Linked DNA regions of Homo sapiens: region 1 is linked to region 2. A link is a contact called in ENCODE Hi-C data. All regions are on one chromosome and are shown on one strand. The core of a region is the stretch at or near the end of the contact, and the rest is flanking DNA. Distances in the headings are between cores, read along the strand shown. Region 1 holds the start of LMO2 (LIM domain only 2). Region 2 holds the start of HIPK3 (homeodomain interacting protein kinase 3).

What was found. A loop is a pair of places that touch in the nucleus more often than their neighbours do. Pooled maps may share reads with other maps.
Region 1: a pooled map shows a loop between it and region 2 (6-fold over the local background). The contact joins the promoter of LMO2 here to the promoter of HIPK3 in region 2. A Hi-C loop is called at or near these places in 3 of 37 single-sample maps with no recorded cell type and 8 of 50 pooled maps.

Annotation. Positions count from the first base shown.
Region 1 is chr11:33,889,957-33,895,836 of GRCh38, forward strand. It overlaps LMO2 (LIM domain only 2), which reads right to left and starts at 2,120. Exons shown (of 6, transcript NM_005574.4): 1 at 1,839-2,120. LOC105376621 (a long non-coding RNA gene) reads left to right here and starts at 3,990. Exons shown (of 3, transcript XR_931176.3): 1 at 3,990-4,079. RefSeq lists enhancers at 1,576-1,685, 4,063-4,232.
Region 2 is chr11:33,254,951-33,261,086 of GRCh38, forward strand. It overlaps HIPK3 (homeodomain interacting protein kinase 3), which reads left to right and starts at 2,431. Exons shown (of 17, transcript NM_005734.5): 1 at 2,431-2,939. RefSeq lists silencers at 2,186-2,515, 2,776-3,115, 3,186-3,385 and enhancers at 3,726-3,775, 3,816-3,905.

The DNA.
Region 1 (5,880 bases), core at 870-3,369, 630 kb after region 2:
CAGCCATAAAAAAGAATGAAATCATGTCTCTCGCAGCCACATGGGTAGAACTGGAAGCTGTTATCTTAAGTTAAAAAAGTCAGACACTGAAAGACAAATATCACACTGTTCACTCATAAGTGGGAGCTAAATAATGTGAACACATGGCATTAGGGTATGGAATAATATACACTGGAGACTCAGAAGGGTGGGGGGAGGATGATGAGAAATTAATTAATAGGTACAATGTGGTGATATCAATCTGGTGATAGATATCAATAGATATCAATCTGGTGATAGATACCAATAGATATCAATCTGGTGATAGATACCTTAGAAGCCCTGACTTCAAGACTATGCAATTTACGCTTGTCACAAAATTGTACTTGTTCCCCATAAATTTATGTAAGTTTTTTTGTTTTTGTTTTTGTTTTTATGAGATGGAGTTTCTCGTCACCCAGGCTGGAGTGCAATAGTGCCATCTTGGCTCACTGCAACCTCCGCCTCCCGGGTTCAAGCAATTCTCCTCTCTCAGCCTCCCGAGTAGCTGGGATTACAGGGATGAGCCACCACGCGTGGCTAATTTTCATATTTTTAGTAGAGACAGGGTTTCACCATGTTGCCCAAGCTGGTCTTGAACTGCTGACCTCAGGCGATCTGCCTGCCTTGGCCTCCCAAAGTGCTAAGATTACAGGCGTTAGCCAATGTGCCCGGCCTGTAAGTTTTTTAAAAACCTAGAGGTGAGTAATTATAATAAGTGATATTATTATTATTATTACTCTTAACAACAATGACAATGATGACTGATGAGGGCTAAGTACCAGCTACTATCCAAGCACTTCCATGATTTATTTCTATTATTTCTCACAATGACCCTATGGGTACCCCTATATTACAAATGAGAAAACTGAGGCTGCCATCTTTCTAAGGTCTAAAGTGATTTTCTGGGAGCACAAACAAGAGCTTAATTAATTTTAACAGATAAAGACAGAAAAGGCTTCACAGAAGATTCACCTTTTCAGGGCAACCTAAAGAAGTATGGGTTGGTTTTCTTTAAGCTGAAACATTACGGCAAGAACCTGGAGTAATATCTGCTTCAAAGGGGAGTTATGCAAAGTCAACAAGAGAAGACGTGTAAAACCCAAGCACAGTACCTGGCACAAAGTAGATGCTCCCAAATCTTTGTTCCCCTTCATTGATCCTCTGTGATGGAAGGAACTTGTAGCCACTTTCCTCATCCGCCTTGGTTTTTCAAAAACACCCTTTGAAGTTATAACCTCCTTGGGAGCCAAGGCTTCTCTGAAGCACCCCATTACAATCTTTGCCCTCAACTCAGAACTGGAATGTGTTTGAAAATGCTAACAAGGGCAGCAGCCCCACCTCTTCGTCATTGCCTAAGGTTGTTAGGCAAACACACACACACACACACACACACACACACACACACACACACATGCACACACACTCACACAGTTGCTGGGGAGATCATGGTAAACACAAGCCTCTCTTTTGGATCAGAATAATTGAGTGGTCTCCCTTTGTGGCCAGTGTACAGGAACAAATTAGATGGGTAAATTAGCAGTTCCCGAAGACATTAGCAACCAGCGGCTCACACAGCAAGCGCCTGACTCACCGTGGGGCCTCTCCAAGTCACAGCCTATGAATAGATGCTCTTCCTCCCTCCGAAAGAGAAGCCAGAGTGCCCGGAACACCACAGGGGAAGCTTGAAGACTTGTACCCCTTTGGAGTCTTTTTATTTTAAAAGACCAATTTAATCACCACTTCTTCTGGCTCCTTGAAGATGAAAAAAGTTCCCTTGCAATCGTCCATTCATCAGAGAATTAATGAAGCCTACTCACCAGCAGATGATGTAATCCTGGTGGCTTCCCCCATCAGATCTAGGCTGCCTGCCCCACGGATACCTTCTGGGCTAATTGCCTGCTTTGCACCTGTTCCTTCTCGGGAGGCCCTGGCACCCTAGCACCTGGTGCCTGTGCCATCTCCCCTCTCTGCCAGGACACCCAGAGGCCCTTGTGAATAGCAAAGCCCACTTAACGGCTGAGGGCAGGTGGGGGTATTTCCTTCTCAATTCTGCTCAAGGCCCGTTGCTGTTCTTTGAGGATGTTGCAAATCCAGGGTTTGGAGGGCTGGGCCTCTTGGTGGCCTGGTTGTCTATCTGATAGGGCGGAGCCTTCACCCTTGCAGCGAGCTCTCTCACACCAGATGTGCTCTGCGTGGAATCCTAGGCCATCAGGGGATTCCTTAGCAAGCCCTGCAGGACCCAAATCCTAACTCAGACCCTCATCCTCCTACTCAGAATGTGGAGACTTGTGATCCTCAGTTTGGACGAATTCCAAGAGACCTTCCAATTCCCAGAGGCCATCTTTGGTTCTGTTCACACATAGCTCCCTCTCCCTCCTAGGCCTTCTCCCTTTGAATTTCTCCCCTACACCATCAGCCTGTATTTACTTCTCCTTCTTGCTTAATGCATGACTATATTATCCCAGTTAAGGGGGTCTGCAGGTTTTATCAGAAAGTTCAGAGGCTCACATGACCTGGATTGGAACTTGGCTCAGCCACTGACTAGCCAGACAAACTCAAATAACGTACACAGCTTCTCAGCACCTCACCCCCTCATTCATAAAAAACAGGGACAATGGTACCCACTTTGCAGGGTTGTTGAGTGGATTAAATTAAACAACACAAGGAAAGAGCTTTCCTAAGTTCCAATGCTATGTAACACACACAGTATTGTCTTACCCAGCAATAATTTCGGTGCACGGATCTGATCATCTCTTAATTAAATATTGAATTCTCCTAACACGGTTCTTTTTTTGAACCCCTCAGGGTCTGAACAGTTATAAGTGCACAGAAGTTGGGTCTTTATGAGCTGAATAAAAGGAGACTCCGGCTGTCTTCTCTTTTGTCCTTACCATAAAGCTCTTGTCAGCTGCTCTCCTGGCCCTGCCTCTGACCCTGGGCTTTGGGGCCACTATAGGCTCTCCTTTCCTTGTCCCCCTCTGAGTCCTGAAGTCCTGGTTTGCAATCTGCTGTTGCAGTTCTCTGGAATGGCTGCTTCCCCATGCGCCCCTGTCTGTCAGCTACCTCCCCCGCATGCATGTCTGTCTGCTGGGCAAGGCCCAATTCCGAGGTGACAGCTCACCGGGCCTCACCCACAAGTCTCTTCCAAGCATTAGCAGCCCACCCCAGTCCAAAGATATCTTTTATAGCTGATCTCTGGTGGCACCTCCTACCTTCCAATTAGGAGCCTGTCAACACCCAGGCCATCACTCTTCCTGCAGTGTCTGACAACACACACGCCTGCCGCGGCTGCGCCGGGAGAGTCAAGCAAAATTGTTTCCATGGTGGTGGTGGTGGCCTGAGCACAAGAGTTGAAATCTAGGTGAATCTGAATCTAGTTCTGCCTTCTCACTTTGCAAGGAGGTGTCTTATTTCTCTTTGAATTGGCAGCACCAAGCATCATGCCTGGCACACAGTAGGTACTCATAAATAAACACGTGTAAATCAAAAAGGCCGAAGATACATTGCTAGCTTGCAGACTCCCTTTCTCAATGTCTAATGATATCCAGTTCATTTCTTTCTCTTACATGTGCAAATCAGAAAGTTAGCTCATAACTCATCTGTTGTGACTTTTTCTTTCCTTTACTTTTGTGGTTGAAAATAAATTTACCCCAGAAAAGAGAGAGAGAAGGTGCCTGATTCCTTTGTCCTCCCTCTTCGATCCTCTCTAAATCCCTGGGTCATGGTAAGACTCTCTGAAATTCAGGGCCATTTTCAGACACTGGAGCCAATGAGGGAAGTATGACACAATCGAACATTTTTCTTATCTGGCAGTGTGGTCTGGTGGTTAGCATACGGGCTCTGCCAGTCGGAAGTCTGCCTTTCTATTTCTGGGGCTTAGGGGAAACCATGAAGCAACAGTCTTAGCAGCCCACTCACTCTTGCTTTCTCTTTCTCAATGTAAAATTGAGTTCACATTGGACCTGCTTACCCACAGCAGTCACCAGCTCAACCAGGGAAGGAAACGCACCACCCTGCTAGCCCTGCTTCAGCCTTGGGTGAGGCTGTGAAGGCTGGTGGTAAGCCGATGAAAGATAATCCAAAGAAATGAAAGTGAGGGTGATGAGTAGGAGAGCGGTTTGGGGCTGAGGGTACGAAGATGCCATGATGACTGACTTAACCACATCAAACTAAACCATGTCTCCTACTACAATTCACCAGCCTGAAATTGTGAGAGGATCTCGGGCGCGGAGATTTCGCTGGCTAAGGGGCACCCTGTGTGCCTACAAGAGGAGGTGGGAGGGAAGTTAACCTTGCGTTGTCCTCCAGGGCGCAAATCCAAAAGTGGGAAAAAGGGGAAGTTCTTTGATCTGAAGTAGAAAAAGTCGGGGAGAGAAGGAGAAACACCCAGAATGGCAACAAATTTGATGAAATCAGAGGGACAAAAAGAAGAGAAGGGTATTAAGATCAGATCTTCTGAAGGGCAGAGAACTATAATGACACAGTTGCTTTATTGCTGGACCCAGGACAGTTTATACAGCAGTTCGGAAAGGCCTCTTGAGGGGTTATCTGTGTCAGCCCAGCCTAGCATCGATAGAAACATGAATCTCTGGGAAATTATCTTGTGCCTCAGACTTCAAAGTACATAGAGATTTGAACAGCCTTGAAGTCGATAGGAAAACTTTCAGCATTTGATCAGTCGAATTATCCCACCATAACTCTGCAAGTTCTTGAGCCACATCTAGAAAGAACAAGGCAAGTTAGGGAAAAATCATCATTTAACATGTCATTTCTTTCCTCATTTCTACCCAAATGATCTTTAGGTCTCAATTCCTGCTCCTGTTGTCGTTTTTGCAACCAGGAAGCTGTGAGACCTTTGGGTTATCTTTAGAGTGAGACCCTCTAGAAGGTTTTAGGCCGAGCCTTGGGCTGGGTGATGAGATGGCATTGACTGTGGGCTGACTATTGCTTTGGAGTTGTGAGAATTTCCTCTCTGCAAAGGAGGTTCAAATACTATGTTTTCCCGGCTAATTGTTCATTATGCAGAGTGTCAGACTATGGTCAGAATATAGTGTTTTACAGGATCCCAGTGTTAATATCACAGAAAAGTCCAGCTGACATTATGTGATGTAGGGTGCTTTAAAAGAAAAAAAAAAAAAAACAGTTCCTCTGCAGGGGGCAACACTAAGAGAAGGATACTAGCTTTTTTTTTTGTTTTGTTTTGACAGAGTCTTGTTCCTGTCACCCAGGCTGGAGTGCAGCAGGGCGTGATCTCAGCTCGCTGCAACCTCAGCCTCCTGGGTTCAAGCAAGTCTACTGCCTCAGCCTCCCTCGTAGCTGGGATAACAGGCGCCTGCCTCCACGCCCGGCTAATTTTTGTATTTTTAGTAGAGACAGGGTTTATCCACATTGGCCAGGTGGGTCTCAAATTCCTGACCTCAAGTGATCCACCTGCCTCGGCCTCCCAAAGTGCTGGGATTACAGGCATGAGCCACCACGCCCCGCCAGGATACTAGCTTTGTGACATCAAAAATCTGGGTTTGAATTCCGTCTTGGCCCTTACTCAGGCAAGCCACTTACTCTCTCCTCCTCCACTTTTCATCTGCAGATGAGGATTACAAAACCCTCTTAAGGCTGTTGTGAGAATTTAATCAGATATACAATTAGTATAATCTCTGGCACATAGCAAGTTGTAATTTATTGCCCCTCTGTCCCAGAGTGCATGTGGAGACTTAATTTTTAAATATTAAAAACAAAGTTTTCACTGGGTTTCCAGTCTGTTGATGTTTATGGAGAGAAAGCTTTCAACTGACAAACGCTATCCAAGTGACAGAGCCCATTTCAGCATGGCGACTAAGGCTGATGATGTTCTGCTCTTAA
Region 2 (6,136 bases), core at 1,181-3,680:
AACCTGGGAGGCAGAGGAGCTGATATCGTGCCTCAAAAAAAGAAAGATTTGAAGGGGAAGAGATTAGAGGTAAAGAAATTAGGTTAGGAGACAATAGGTATAAAGTGAAGGGGGGCTGGAATATATCATTTACTTATTTTGCAACATTTACTAAGGTCTTACCACAAGTCAGGCACTGTATTAGGCACTTGCAATATAATGGTTAAAAAAAAAGATGAGGCCGGGCGTGGTGGCTCATGCCTGTAATCCCAACACTTTGGGAGGCTGAGGTGGACAGAGCACGAGGTCAAGGGATCGAGACCATCCTGGCCAACATGGTAAAACCCCGTCTCTGCTAAAAGTACAAAAATTAGCTGGGTATGGTGGGGCATGCCTGTAGTCTCAGCTATTCGGGAGGCTGAAGCAGGAGAATTGCTTGAACCCTGGCAATAGAGCGAGACTTCATCTAAAAAAAAAAAAAGATGAATGAATCCCCTCCTGGAATATATAGTGTAGTGAGTAGCAACATGCAGGAGATAGAAAGGAAAATAAATCCTTGTCTCTCATTTCCATCTCTTCATGGATGTAGCAAATACAGGGAATGGAAGCCTTCCATTAGAGATGGCCTCCTTAAATGTCTGCAAAAATTCTGAAATTTGAAGTTCTAGTGGAATAGTTTCTCTGTTCCTCCTGACAGATTTTTCTACTATTGTAGCTTTCTCCGTTGAGTAAATGATTTTATCCTCTTTGATTCTTTTGACTATTGTTCTTAAGAAAAATAAAAAGTAACGAAATACTAAGTGAAAAGGAATGGTTCATAGGCTATCTCTCTGAAAGGCAGCCATTGTTTTGTTCTTCTATATTGGAAGCCTTTTCAGCTGGTTATCCTCTCTAACCTGAAAACAACTGTCATTCGAAAGTGTTATTTCCAGTGGCCTCAGGGCATACTATCCTTTCTCTTTTATTTTATTTTTTGAGACAGAGTCTCTCCCTGTCGCCCAGGTTGGAGTGCAGTGGCTCAAGCGATTCAAGCGATTCTCTTACCTCAGCTCTCGAGTAGCTGGGATTACAGGCGCCCGCCACCACGCCCAGCTAATTTTTGCATTTTTAGTAGAGACCAGGTTTCACTATGTTGGCCAGGCTGGTCTTGAACTCCTGACCACAGGTGATCCACCCGCCTCAGCCTCCCAAAGTGCTGGGATTACATGTGCGAGCCACCGCGCCCGGCCTCCTTTGTCTCTTAAAGGCATTATCCAAAATACTCATCTTCCGGTTTGAAGAGCAGCAGGGATTAAATGTGTATTATGTATGCAGCAATTTGCCACTCCCTTTGCCCTGCCCCAGTTACTGCAATAGAAAATTTCTGGGAATAAATACATCTCTGGTAAATTCAATCTTGCTAGTGAAGATTATGAAGGAAACAAAGAAAGGACACTTCCATTCCAGAAAGGTGTTTGTTTCCCAAAAGGTTAGACATTGATTCAGAACAAAGGGAACCTGAGGAAACGGGTATAAAAGAAAATCAACTCTGAATGTGAGGTATTAGAAAGCCATTTGTTTCCTAGGGAAAAGGAGGAAAGATGGGGTGGGAGACATGGGCTTTACTGTATAACCTTGGTCATGTCACCTAAACTTCTTGGAACTCCTGAGTGTAAGAGTTGGGACCAAGGATCGCAAAGCTTCTTTCATTCCTAAAATTCTATGGTTCCACGATTATGTAAGCTGAAACAGGCCATTCTGTTGATTTCCTAATCTCCAGGAGGAAAGAAACTAGTCTTTGGGAGTTAAACCGACTAATTTAACGGAGAATTACCAATGTGGAGGTGGGCGAACTTCACAATTATGGGGTTTTGGACAGTAGAGATGCTCTTAAAATTTCCAAGAGGACCCTTCCCCCGTCCTTGAACCTGGCTTTACAATTCTCTTCACTCTTTGGGATAGGGGAGCGGGTAGAACCTAGTTTAGATTGAGGTCGTTCATTTGAGCATTTCCCCTTTACTTATTTTGGGACCTTTAACGACCAAATGCCGAGAAACAGATCCTTAATTACGGTTCCGGGATCTCGAAAGGCCTGTAAAATCCTGCTTCCGCATCTTCATCCTTTCTTCGGGTATTGGGATCTTTTTTAAAAATGTGTATTTCTGGCGGAGGGGGCATGGAGTGAGGTTCAGAACAGCAGAGCCGGGCTGACGGATGCTTCTTTCGCGGGAGGCTTGGCTTGCGGGACTCCGGGTTGGGGCCGCACGGGCTGGCAGGCGGGCTCCGGGCAACAAGGGCGCGGCTGCGGACTGGCGGGCGGACCCCGGGGAGGGGCTTCACGGAGGCGCCGCGGCCGGAGCGGAGCGGAGCCGCCCGGGCTGGGCGCGCAGCGCTGCCGGGCGGGCGGTGGCGCTGCGGAGGCGGTGGCCGAGGCCGACGAGCGCGGAGGAGGGGCCCGAGGCTGGGGCGGCTGGTGGCAGCTGCCTCAGTGACGACTGCCGGCATCGCGGCGACCTGAGGAGATCAAGCCGCAGGCCCCGCCGTCGCCACCACTCCCGCCAGTCTTCCTTCTCCGCTCCCGGCCGGGGCGTCAGGAATGGGCCCCAATCGCCGTGGGCCCCGCACCCTGCGTCGCCCGTAGGCCCCAGTAGCCGGAGGCCGACCGGCCTCCCACTACCCCTCGCCCTAGCCAAGCCGTCCCCACCCCAAATCCCCGGGAAGGAAGATGAGGGAGACGGGCCCGGCGCTTAGCAGCCAGAGCAGCAGCAGCAGCAGCAGCGGTCGGGGGAGGGTGTTTCGCCGTTTCCTCTCAGCCGCCAGGACAAGATGGCAGCGGCCGCGGAGAGGGGCTGAGCCCGGGCTGGGTGGTGCCGCCTGCTGAAGCGCCTGGCTCCCGGTCCCCGGCACGGCCCTGCGCCCCACCCCGGACATGCTCAGGGCTGCGGCCGCCCGAAGAGGAGAGAGCGCGGGCCTCTAGGAAGGTAAGGGAGTCGAGCGAGGGGCGCCGCCACCCCGGGGTGGGGGGATCGGCTCCGTCTGCGGGCTCCGCGGCCAGCGGACCCCAAGCCTGACCCGGGCCTGGCCCGACACCTCCGGCGCAGCCCGCACTCATTGCGCGTCCCGTGCCCCATCCGCATCCCCAGCGCTCTCGTGCTCCCAGTTTCCGCCCTAGCCCCTGCAGTGTGGCCCGGTATGAGCCGCTCCCTCGAAGCCGGCGCCACGCCAGGCCCTGGGCCGCCGGACGCGGGGGCCGTAGCCTCCGGGAAGCCGCGCCTGGCCGGGGCCCGGGGGCCTCGGCCCCCCCTCCCCCTGCCAAGGTTGCGCAACGGCTCTTCCCAGCAACCGAAGTTTTGTTTAGTCCCACGGGGAGCCTCTCTTCCCCCTCCGCAGTCCTAGGCCGTAACTACGGAGATCCCTTTCCTTTCATTAAGGGGAACAAACAAACGCGCAGGCACGCAGCTTGAGCACCCCAGCCGATGGCCGCGTCCCGGGCTTTGTGGCCCCGTCCCCAGCGTCGCGGAGCAGCGGGTTTGCAGGGTGTCAACTCTGGGGACGTGCGTGCGTGTGTGTGATTGTTGGGGAGGAGAAATGTGATCCGCGGCTCCGCGTCCCCAGCGGCGGCGGGAGGAAGGCGTGGCGGCCGCGCGGCGGGGCTGTTGCCGGCTTCTCTCGTTACGGTGGCTGCCGCCCGCTTCCCTTCGCCGCACTGGGAGAACTGGCGGAAAGACTTTGGATGAAAATGTCTGTTTCTCTGTCGGGAGGGAGACGGCTGTTGTAAAATGGTATGTGGCTCTCGGGGAATCCTGTTGTTCCCGTCTCATCTCTGCTTGAGGAATTGCGCTGAAGAGTGTGTGCGTAAATTACCTTGGACTTGTTACAGAGTAGTCGTAACACGTTCAGGCCTTGAACCGTGTTTTCACAACCTCTTACTGCCCTGTTAGGGAATTTGTTTTTCCACCTGTCAGTTGGCTGCTTCTAATTATAATAAGGGGCTTCTATTAGCAACAGCAAAAAATTTCAGTTTATCGTCCAGTTTAGAGGGAAAGCGCATGGTTGGCTCTATTGTAAACTTTGTTTTGATGTCTGTCTGGTACAGGGCCGGAAAAGTTAGCTGGCAAACCAGTCTGCGTGTGCTTTTGCGTACTTTCTAGTAGTTTGGAGATCTGCTGACACTTTTTCCCTTTTTGCTATTTTAGGTATTTGCTTTTAGCTGTAGCTTCTGAAGTGGGAGTACTTATATTCATTCAAACCATCTCAGTTAATTTCAAAGTTTTAGTTGCTGGGCTCTTTAAAATTTTTAAAGAGGTTTCCTTTCTGATCAAATTTTTGATGAAAAGTCTTGAGCCGTAACGGTGGTTACTGCTTACCCAACTAAGACATTTTAATCCTATATTATTTAATTTTTCAGAAGCTGGTGAAGTCTCACCATATGTTTGATAAGTCTAGATTCTGCTTATGTTTGCAAGTGCAGTGCTAATTTTATACAATGAGCAATGATAAGGTTTAGATAGGTCATGATTAAACTTAGTATTTTAAGTAAACAAAATATGACTGACCTTTTGTAAAAAAAGTTTTCATAGTTTTATTGATTATCTTATGCTTTCGTGCCACTTATCAGTAATTGCAATTTTACCAGCCAGATACAGTTATTTAGTTTTAAGTCAATGAAATATTTCTTGGTGTATTTATGGCTGCATTCATAAAGTGTAGAGGACTTTTATTTCTGAACTATAATGCTTAACCTGTTTGAGATTTTTCTTTTTTGAAATTTACTTATTTAAAATTTATGTTAAGGCAGAGATGTGTTGAAATATTTGTGATGTTTGGGCATGTCTTTTTTTTTTTGTACTTATGGAAAAATTTGTTCCTTAATCCCCCCCTCTGCCTCCCGCCCCCCGCCCCAAGGGGATCTCTTTTCTAAGAAAAAAGTATTTGTGGAGAACCTTAGATTAAAACTGTTGTAAAAAAGTAAGATGAGTTTGAAATCTAGAACAGAACTGGCCATTAAATGTTTCAACTTTATATTTGGGCATTGCTGACTACAGTAGCTAAACATACATATTAGGCAAGCAGATCATAACATGATAAGTCAGCCTTACTTAGTTTATTGTCAAAATATATTTTCCATTGAACTAGTCATTACCTTGCTTATAAACTGGTCATTGGCTTTTGGGCATGGGATTTTAGAGTCACATTAAAATGGATGGTTTATATGAGATACTTCTTCTTGTAAACATGTTTGAAAAGAAGCTGTAGATCATACTCTTAACTTTTTGGATACCATAAAATAGGGTGTAAATTACAGACGTAGGTTGCTGTTGCAAGTATGGCGTGGGCACATAGGTTTTTATGTTTAATGCAAGATATGGAGAGCCTCCCTGCACCCCCTGCAACTTAAAAAAGCAGCAGCTATCAAATTAATTTTTTGATTGAACTTTTGTTTTTAATATTTGATGCATGAACCTGAAAGCATATGGAAAGGAGGAAAGGGAAAATGTAAATTTCAGAATGCCGCAATATTATTTTTCAGACCTGATTCACATCCATTTCATGGAATGCTTGTTTGCATGTTATTTTTTATTTGAATGCTAGTACGACTTATCCTGGTAACTTTTGAAGTTAACTTTATTTTACCAGGTAAGAGAGTTAACTTATTAAATGTTATTTTCATAGCAACAGTTTACCAAGTATGATGATAAGGTAAATTAGAATTGCACTATTGGTGGTTAATTCAAAGGCATAAAAATGTAGTTCCCATTGGAACCTCACATTTAAGTTTGGAGATGAAAAGATGTCATGGTAATATTTAGATTCAAAGATATTCTAAGGAAATTCTCCATATTTAAATATCCTTCCAGAAGTTGTTATTCCTGACTCTTAACTCTTAGAGGACACAGAATAACTTGATTTATTGTTGCCAAAATAAATATTCGTGTTGTAGCTGTCCTGGTTTTCTGATGTCCAAAGTTGAGACTCCCAATGTAGTATGTTTAACTTGGAAGTTACTTCTGAAGACAAACTACTAAAACTTTGTTAAAATGGATGACTCTATCAGTGTGTTTATTTTTTAAAAGGTATTATTCCCCCCCAACACTTTTCACTGGGATGTAGTATTTCTCTTTTTTAACTTGCTGAAAGCTTTGTCATGGAGAATCTTTTGTGATACCGGTGTAAGTCT